3 separate regions of the Homo sapiens genome follow, and all the other regions are linked to region 2. Evidence: chromatin contacts called from ENCODE Hi-C or POLR2A ChIA-PET data. All regions are on one chromosome and are shown on one strand. The core of a region is the stretch at or near the end of the contact, and the rest is flanking DNA. Distances in the headings are between cores, read along the strand shown. Region 1 holds the start of ASF1A (anti-silencing function 1A histone chaperone). Region 2 holds the start of NCOA7 (nuclear receptor coactivator 7). Region 3 holds the start of AKAP7 (A-kinase anchoring protein 7).

Evidence for each region. Hi-C counts contacts between places; a loop is a spot of excess contacts on that map. ChIA-PET counts read pairs that join two places held with the same protein, here RNA polymerase II (POLR2A). Pooled maps may share reads with other maps.
Region 1: a map of naive thymus-derived CD4-positive, alpha-beta T cell shows a loop between it and region 2 (7-fold over the local background). The contact joins the promoter of ASF1A here to the promoter of NCOA7 in region 2. A Hi-C loop is called at or near these places in 1 of 168 maps with a recorded cell type or tissue (naive thymus-derived CD4-positive, alpha-beta T cell), 1 of 37 single-sample maps with no recorded cell type and 9 of 50 pooled maps. POLR2A ChIA-PET finds 5 or more read pairs at or near these places in 1 of 52 experiments (GM12878).
Region 3: a pooled map shows a loop between it and region 2 (3-fold over the local background). The contact joins the promoter of AKAP7 here to the promoter of NCOA7 in region 2. A Hi-C loop is called at or near these places in 3 of 50 pooled maps. POLR2A ChIA-PET finds 5 or more read pairs at or near these places in 2 of 52 experiments (CD8-positive, alpha-beta memory T cell and activated B cell).

The regions. Positions count from the first base shown.
Region 1 is chr6:118,892,792-118,895,817 of GRCh38, reverse strand. It overlaps ASF1A (anti-silencing function 1A histone chaperone), which reads right to left and starts at 1,666. Exons shown (of 4, transcript NM_014034.3): 1 at 1,296-1,666. The coding sequence starts at 1,404. All of the region lies in intron 8 of MCM9 (minichromosome maintenance 9 homologous recombination repair factor), which reads left to right. RefSeq lists silencers at 472-1,001, 1,792-1,931 and an enhancer at 1,382-1,471.
Region 2 is chr6:125,789,710-125,792,704 of GRCh38, reverse strand. NCOA7 (nuclear receptor coactivator 7) reads right to left here and starts at 1,745. Exons shown (of 16, transcript NM_181782.5): 1 at 1,638-1,745. RefSeq lists enhancers at 1,163-1,262, 1,458-1,958, 1,959-2,459 and silencers at 1,483-2,322, 2,913-2,995.
Region 3 is chr6:131,133,873-131,136,716 of GRCh38, reverse strand. AKAP7 (A-kinase anchoring protein 7) reads right to left here and starts at 1,250. Exons shown (of 8, transcript NM_016377.4): 1 at 935-1,250. The coding sequence starts at 953. RefSeq lists enhancers at 623-682, 1,119-1,619 and silencers at 943-1,052, 1,203-1,292.

The DNA.
Region 1 (3,026 bases), core at 417-2,916, 6.9 Mb after region 2:
CTAAATCATCTTCAATGCATTTTTTACATATACTTCTAGTTCAAAGTATGTCCCTCATCGATGAAGTTAAACTATTTCCCCTTCAAAACTGGCAAATGAAGCACTGAATTACTTTAGTAAAAGATAATTAAAGCAAAGATAATTGTCGTTTTAGCTTTCTAAATATTTATTACTAAAGATATTAAAAATACGTATTTTTAAGACCTTAAAATATATGTAGAAAAAATACCAAGAATTCTTGGACTGACATGAGGAGTTGACCTTAATTTCCTAGCCTACGTTTGTGTTTTATGTTTAGGGTGTGTTCTGTATTTGGATGTGGAGTTATTTTAGATTTCAACACGGTCTTGAAGAAAGTCTTCCTTCAGACTATTTATAAGGCAGAGATTAAGTCCTGGAAATTATTTAAGTATCTTATTTCTGCTTTTAGGTTAAATGTAACTTCCTACCTCAGCTCTATTTCTCTTCCTGAAATTAGCTTTTCGTCATTAGGGGAAAGGAGTCCACGTTGGTTGGGGAGCCTGCGCGCCAGCATCCCGGCGCATCCCGGGCGCCGGCCGAGGAGGACCGGCCGAACAGGACCCACGGCCCCCGGGGAGCGCCGGCGCCCAGCCCGCGGCGCGGAGGGGCCGAGCCTGCGCCCGCCTCCCCCGCTGGTTGGTCGAGGAAGCCAGAAATCAGCGCGAGGACAGCCTCGCTCTCCTCCCCGAAGCGGCCAGGCATGGCCAGCCCGGAGAGTGCGGCGACTCCACCGTGAGCTCTCGAGAGTGCCTGCCTGCCTTTCGCCGGGGGCAGGCGGGCGGCGGGGCAAGAGGAGGCGCCGTGCGCCGGGGTCGCTGGCCCAATTCTCGACTCGGGGTAAGATGGCTCCGCTCCGAACTCGCCGGCGCGACCACACGCACAGCCTCTCCCTTCCCAGCCTCCGTGCTCGGGCCCGGAGGGTCGCGGAGGCTGTTGGCGGCGCGGAGCCAGCCCGGCGCGACCTCAGGCGGCGCAGCGGGAGCGAGTGCGGGTCTCCGAGCTGCCCGCCCGCAGACAAAGCTGACAACATGGCTACCTCCGCTCCTCCGCTCAAACAAGTTCCTCGCAAGTTGAGCCCGGCAGGCGCCTGGGCTGCGGCGGAAAGCCGCGCGCGCCTCGGCGGCCGTCGTCCATCAACTTCAAGTTTCCCTCCGCAGAGCAGCCCGCGGCCGCCAGGCGCCGAACACAGCCGCCCAGCGCGAGGCCCGGCCCGGGAAACTTTCAACGTCTGCAGCCCGCAACTGACAGCCCGGGCGCACGGGCGCCGCACTCACCTTCAGACAGGTCCTCGATGCACTCGAAGGTGATCTCGAACTGGAACGGGTTGTAGAAAGGAGAAGGGTTATCCAGCACCACTACATTGTTCACCTGAACCTTTGCCATATTTTGAAAAAAACACAAACAATGGGAACTGGGGCTGGTTGCGGCACAATAAAGTCCAGCGCGCGGCCGCTCGGGAGAGCGCAGACCCCCGCTCCAGCGCCGGCCAGACGTCGTGCAGCGGCGACTTGAGAAACTTTTTTCCTCTTTTTATTTACACGGGAGCACTCCACAGTGTTTTGCAGCTTTCCTATTTCACTAAACTACAGCCCATTCTGCTCTGATAAGTAGCAGCGTTGCCCTCGATTGGCTGCACCCGAGTTCTGACCCTCCTCCTCCAGCGAGGGCCTCGGCAGCCAGCAAGATGGGCTCCCGCTCCCGGAATGGACTCGGAAACTTTAACTGCGGCTCCACCTGCTGGTGTGGATTAGGACAAAGGCGGAGAACAAAGTGAGTGGAATAAGGGCTGGGAGGCCCGCGCGGAGGCCGCCGGCGGCGGCGCGGAGAGGGGCGGAGGGGGCGTGGCCGCGGCGGGGAGGCGTGGCTGCGGCGGGAGGGCGCGATCCGGCCGACGCCCGCCCCTCCAGTTGGCTTCGTGTGGGTGTTTTGGCGTTTTTTTGTTTTTTTTTTTGTTTTTTTGGTTTTTTGATTTAACGCTCTTTTTACATCAGTGCAACAGCTTTGCCGGCCTTGCTGAATTTAGCAGATGAGAGTCGGTGTTTACACTGGGTTAGGTTCAGCTTTCTGCGTATCGGGTAGTATTTGGAGTAGAGAGAAAGATTGGCTGCAGGGGAAATAAATTGCATGTTATAGACCGATGTCAGCTCGAAAGGAGCAAAGCCATTTTGGAAATCTAGCTCTTGGCCAGTATCTACGTTTAGGCACGACAGCGCCGTTAAGCAACACAAAATGAAGGGCGAGGAATGATTTTCTACACACTGTGCTTGGAAAATTTAAATAGGTAACCTTTGGGCTTGCACCTGGGCGTCTTCTTCGGAGTCCAGATCTGGGAAGTCCTAGAATAAAAAAAAATCACAAGAGGTGTGATCAGTTATACTTCAGGTTACTGCCATTTGGAGAGCATAGCAGGAACATAAAAGGAGAAAATGGAAGTGTTAGGAGACCAACAGGGCAACAAACGTAATAGAGATGGGAAAAAGAACACAAAGACATAGCAAGACATTTGATCTTCAAAAAAATTTCTGACCTAAACCGTTAGTAAAGCAAATTCTGAGGAGCCCTTGCTTGCCTGTAACCAGTTGAGGTCTGAACTGAGGAAATGTTGATTCGTTTATGCTGCTTGGCTACCATTGCGGGGAAAGAGAAAGCTTTAACATATTTGTGAGCCTAAACCGTTTCTATTTAGTAAGTGGTATAAAGGTTTGTTTTATTATCTGCTAGCCATAAACCATCATTTTTTTCCTTAAATGTTGTGAATGAAACCACCAAACTTGGCCAAATTCAGAGAGAAAATTAATTCTTAAGTATGTGTTCTGGAAGAGTTTTCTCTTAGTATAGTGCCCAGAATTTTGATTTGTCATTCTTTGGTCATTGTTCATACTTAAGTAGGTGGCTTTTGATGAAACGTTTTCATCTGATGGTCTTTTGAAAGTTAATGTGAGACAGCTAATGTCAACCCCTCGTACATTTAGGAAAACCGGTTAGAGTGGGGAAGAGTTCCCTTT
Region 2 (2,995 bases), core at 496-2,995:
AAATTTGGAAACTGATGTGTTTCTATACCGAGGAGAAAACAGTTTAAATTGTGTATCTATATCACACATTTTGAATCATTTAAGAATCACAGACACTTCTACATGTTTTATTTCTACTTTTGCCTGTGATAAAAGACATGATAATTAGATCAAACCTGAAAAACTCAACTCTAAAATAAGTGAATACATCACTTATTAACCAAATCATTGTTTCCTCTGGCGTAACTTACAATTTTCTTTAAAACACGACTTTTACTTTTTAAATTGTGTTTGAGAGCACAGTTGAAGTTGGCATGATTACCAGTGAGACTGGAAATTTTGCAAGCTTAGACATGAAATGAACTTAAGAGTTGGGGAGAATTACCTCATAACCTTGATGACATATTACAGAAAGATAGCATATGGTCCTAAAGATGTCAGAATTGAAATATAAATGTTAAAATAACTGAGTTTGCCTATTTATACAAAGAGGCAATTTTTGAAATTCAATTAAATTTCACCGGCTACAGAACAATTCTGTGATTCTAAATTGTGGTTTTTAGATGAAAGCTTGAAACACAGTTCATTCATTCAACAAATAACTAATGGGTACTTATTCTGCATAAGATGCAGAAGATTACAGGATTTAAAAAAAAACAGATTCAAGATTCTGTCCTATTTGAGCTTATACTGAGTCACTTCTCCAAATCTCTATACCTAAGTGACTATAAAATTGGAGCTTACAGTGATGCATTTTTCAAAACTTTAAGCCTTATTGCTGAATATAAAATAAAAAATGATAGTCTGGGAAGAGGGAATCTTGCCAAAAGCTCTGATGTATAAACTTTACACCTAGAGGAGAAAAAAAGCATTAATACATAACCAGTTTCTGAGAAATACAGAGCATAACATCGAGTTGGAAGTTAGGCTGGGCACAAGGCTGCCTCTGCTGGCTGACCCGGTACATCTTTCCAGCAGAATCTCAACTCCCGACACCTGTATCAAAGTTGCCACTCTTAAAACACATCCCTTCACGTAAGCAGAGGCTCCTAAATACTCAGCACAACAATATCCCAGCCTCATCGATCTCCAGAATAATCTGACTTCTAGAAGGACCTTCTCTAAATTGGCCCTAACGTGTTGACGGTAAGGGTTTGCCCCATCGATTTTATATACCAACTAGCTAGCTCTGAAATACACAAAAATCCACAGCGACTTCTACATGCCACTAATAACCCTTTGCCTGTCTACATGTTTTGGCTAGAAAGATGGGAAGAACGCATCTGCTAATCCAGCCGGAAAAACACAGTGACATATTTCCACCTGAGCTGCTGAAAATCCAACGGTCTTCTCCCCAAATAAGCCCCATGCCAACCTGTCCTCCCCACTCTCGTACTGGCGCGCACCCCCACGAGCCCCCCAAGGGGTGGGCGGGGAAGGGTCAATCTCTCCTTCGCCCCCGCTCGGCCTCCCGAGCTCAAGCAGAGGTTTTCAGGTTCACAGGGGGCTACGCCCAGCGCCATTAGCACACCTCCGAGCGCTCCACCGAGCCCCCGGCGGGAGGCAAGTTTGGCCGGTCCTGGACCCTGCTCGCGGCCTCTCGGCGGCAGCATCAGCGGCGGGCGGCGGCGAGGGCTGGGCCCCGCCTCACCACCTACCTACAGGGCGGGGGCGCCGGCTCCTGGGGTCCGGGAGAAGGGGATCGGTCGCATGCATTTCTGGGAGCGGTGGCCTCTGCTGCTGGGCGCCGGGGAGCGCATCCTCTCGGCGGGTGGAAGGAGGGGTCAGGGGAGGACCGTACGCCGAGGAGGAGCAAGAGGAGGAGGCGGGAGCTCCGAGGCGCGCGCCCGCGGGGCCCCGCGTCCGGATCGGGTGTGCGCAGCCGCCGCAGTCGGGGTGTCTTAGGCCTCTTCCCACGCGCGACGCCTCGCCAGCCCCGCAGCTGCGCCCCCCGTCAGGGCATGGGCCGCTACGGGGTCCCGGGCCCGGCTGAAGGCGGGCAGTCACGGGTGGCGCGACGCTGTGCAGACGCCCGCCTCTAGCTCCTCCCGGCCAGTGGCGCGCGCTGCGCCTCACAGCGGTTGCGGGGGCCTGGGAGCTCGCGCCGGGCTCTGCCGCTCGGACTGCAGTTGCGGCATCCTCCCCGCCCCCCGCGACCTCCGAGCTGGGAGGCTGGGCACCCCGGCTACCCGCGGCTGCTGCAGCCTCCGCTGCCGCGATCCCGGCGGCTCCGCCCCGGAGAGCTGCGCGTGCGGCCTCCGCAGGCCTCGGCCCTTTGTGGCGCCTCCCGAGTGCGGGCGCCTTGCTGCCCCAGCGAACCGCCGCCTGGCAGCGGCACCTAGGAGGGTCCTCTTACCTCACCCCGGGCCGCTTCCCCCTTACAGTTGGCCCGCCTGGCCCCTACTCTTCGTGGGAAGTAAGGCTTTGACAGCAGAGCAGGAGTTAGAGCTTTTCCCCAGCTTTAAAGCCCTTTGACTTTCCTTCCAGCTCAGGACCGATGGCCACAATAAATTCATCCTGTGTCCCTTCTGGCGTTGCGTTTAACAGAGGGGCCCACCATCTCCTTCCCCCTCCCGTTCCCGGTACACCATCCTGGATGCTGCCAAATTGCAGTCATTACAGCAATAAGAACATAGCAGTTGGGCCCTCCAGCCGACTCTTGGCAGAGACTCGAGAGAACCTTGGAGGGGGAAGGTTTGCATCAGCTGCGGGGCCTGTGCCTGTGAGCTCCCCATCCCCAGTTGGGTGCTGTTCCCTCTGCGGTCCCATGACCAGCACTGCAACATGACTAGGAGGATCTGGCCGTGGAGTTCATTCACTCTTATACGCAGAAAAATATCCCAAGGAAGGGCCTGCAACTACTCTGTTAACAGTGTGTTACAGGCCTTCCACACAGATAAACTAGATAGCAGCCTCCTCTGGGTTGTTGACGCAGCTTAAGCTGTAATAACCTCTCTGGAAGGCGGAGCAAAGCGTTAACAGTGGTGGCTTTGGCATTTCAGCAGCAGGTGGTCAT
Region 3 (2,844 bases), core at 1-2,500, 5.3 Mb before region 2:
GTTAATAGTGTCCGAAAATGGATGAAAGGAGGAAGTAACCTCCACAAACATCTTAAACTTTATGAGTAAGGAAAATATACAGATATGCTAACAGGATCCTGAATTGCAAAGCCACGGCACTTAAACAAGGAACTGGAGTATGGCTCTTTTCTCCTTAACAATTTCCATTCCCATGCATTTCCTAAATGCAAAAACTCACTGTCATCATTCACTTAACAATTGTCAACATATTCACACGATTAACTGCTATTTATATAGTACACTTTAACGTTTTTATGCTTTTTATACTCTTCTATGAGTTTATCCTATGAAACTCTTGCAGAGGAGCACCTTTTCTCTAATTGGTTTGCGGACCCTTTTACCGAAAGTCCACCCCTAACTCGCTCTATCACAAAGTTCAGTTCACAACAAACGCTGACCTAAACTGGAAATTCATTCCGGGCGCTAGTGTAGACTTGGCGCCAGTTTTAAAAGCGGTCATGTCCAAACCTGGCAGAAAATCCTAAATGAGACAGTATGGTGGTTCGGGTGCTTAATATTTGTGATATAAGATAAAATCGAAATTTTACTAGGTTTTGTTTACATTTACCCACATCAACACCGTCGGAAGGAATGTGTACTGGCATGAACTTTGTGCAAAGGGTCACAGGATGAGAAAGGGAGAAAGAAAAGTGAAACTCGGGGATGGGCTCATACCCCCGCCTCCTGTCGGACCCACAATGCGTGCATTAAAACGCTTCGCTACAGGCAGCACTGATGTACACCCCGGTTGCACCGGGCTTCTCGGTGCTACCCTGAGTCCTTTTGGGAAGGAGGGAGACTCGGAGAAGGGCCGGCGCGGGTCAGGCCCTCCCAAAGTTCGAGCGCAGAGCAGGCCCAGGCCCCCGCGGCTCCTGTCGCCCCCGCCCCGGCCCGCTGGACAGCCCGGTCTCACCCGCTTCGGGGCGCTCCATGGTCGCGGCGCATGCGGGCGGCGCGTCTGGGCTGGCGGCAGCGGCGGTGGCGGGCCGCGTCCCGGGGCTGGAGGCGAGGCCGAGGCGGAGGCCAGGGCGGGGCTCGGGGCCTGAGGGCGGTGCGCTGGGCCGGCGCGGGGTCCAGCGACAGGCTGCGGGGGCCCGGGCGGCGGAGGCCAGGCCTGCGGAAGCGCGGAGCTTCCCAAGCCGCAGCCCCCGCGGCAGCGGCAGCAGCGGCGGCGGCAGCCGCAGCAGCCGCAGCACCCGCATGCCAGGCCGGACGCCGGAACAAGCCAGAAGGGGCCGACCCGAGTCGCCGGTGGTACCCGGATTCGGGCGAGAGGCGCGGACGCGCTCGGGCAGGGCGGGGGAAACTAGGGCCGGCGACTGCGGCGTCACGGCAGCCCAGGTCGTCTCGACTCTGCAATGCGACGCTGGGTCTTCGCCTGCCTGCCGAGCCCCGCGGCCTCCGACGGCCTTTGGCAGCCCTCATTTATTTCCCGTGGCGCAGCCTTGCCCCTCCCACGCTTTCAAGGGCGAGATTGGGACTAGGATGAAAGAATTCTCTGGCCTGGTGTCTTTTGAGAATCCATGTGCTTAGTTTTGCAATCAGGGTTCTGATTGCAGAATATTTGGGAAGAGCGAAATGTACAAGAACGAGACCTTGTACTTCTGTATAATGAGATACTTTATTTACCTTACTTTTAAAAACTGCAAATTGTGACAAAGTCTCTAATTTTTAACAATGATGTTATGTTTAGACATTAAGAGGAAACCAGTTGCTGGTTCTTGTAGTATAAGGTACTGCAGTGAGTAAATTGGGAGAAAAAGAAATTTACTTAGTTTAAAAAAATAAAAACCTTTCACTTGAAACGGAATGCTATTGGGATTGGTTTTAGTGCGAAGAAACCAGGGGTTAAGAACATTAGGTGCATCCGTCCACAAATTAGCGCCTTTCGTGAATAATAACACTTCGCTTATGTTGAATGCATCGTAGAATAGGGATGGAAGAAAAGAAGACCCCTACACAGCCACAACAGCTGGCGTAAAGGCTGCACACTAGAAGTCGGCAAACTAGTTACTCTGATTTTCAAATAATTCTAACACGTTGAGTTTCTGATGCCCATTTATGGGCTGGTAGGAAAGTACAACCAGTTCCCCTAATATTTATTTAATGCTTGAGCTCTGTGCTGAGGATGTGCAGGTAAGACAGGTCTTTTACTTATGGAGCTGATCATATAATAGCAGAGAAAGAAACATAAGTAACTGCGGAAATAAAAGCTGCAAAAATGTGGTCCACATTCATAGTGAAGAGGATGAGAATATGCCACCCCAAATATGCCACTTCAGCATAAGGATTATTCTTGAGCTTAAAACAGTTCAGAAACTAAAGACTCAGGAACAACTTTGACCTCCCCCTTTCTGCCTAAAAGCAGGACATAAATTTCCCTTCGTAAAGGTGACATAAATTTTTATTTTTAAAGCTTTACCAGGCCGGGCCCAGTGGCTCACGCTTGTAACCCCAACACTTTGGGAGGTCAAGGCGAGTGGATCACTTGAGTCCAGGAGTTTGAAACCAGCCTGGGCAACATAGCAAAACCCTGTCTCTACCAAAAATACAAAAATTAACCAGACGTGGTGACCCATGCCTGTAATCCCAGCTACTCCAGAGGCTGAGGTGGGAGGATCGCTGGAGCCCAGGAGGTGGAGGTTGCAGTGAGCTGAGATGATGCCATTGCACTCCAGTGTGGACAACAGAGCCAGATCCTGTCTCAAACAAACAAACAAACAACAAAGCTTTACCACTCACCCATACCAGAAAGAGGAGAATGAGTCTTACCTGCATAACAAACCCATACATTTTCTAGTAACCTTCCCATACTGCAAAAAG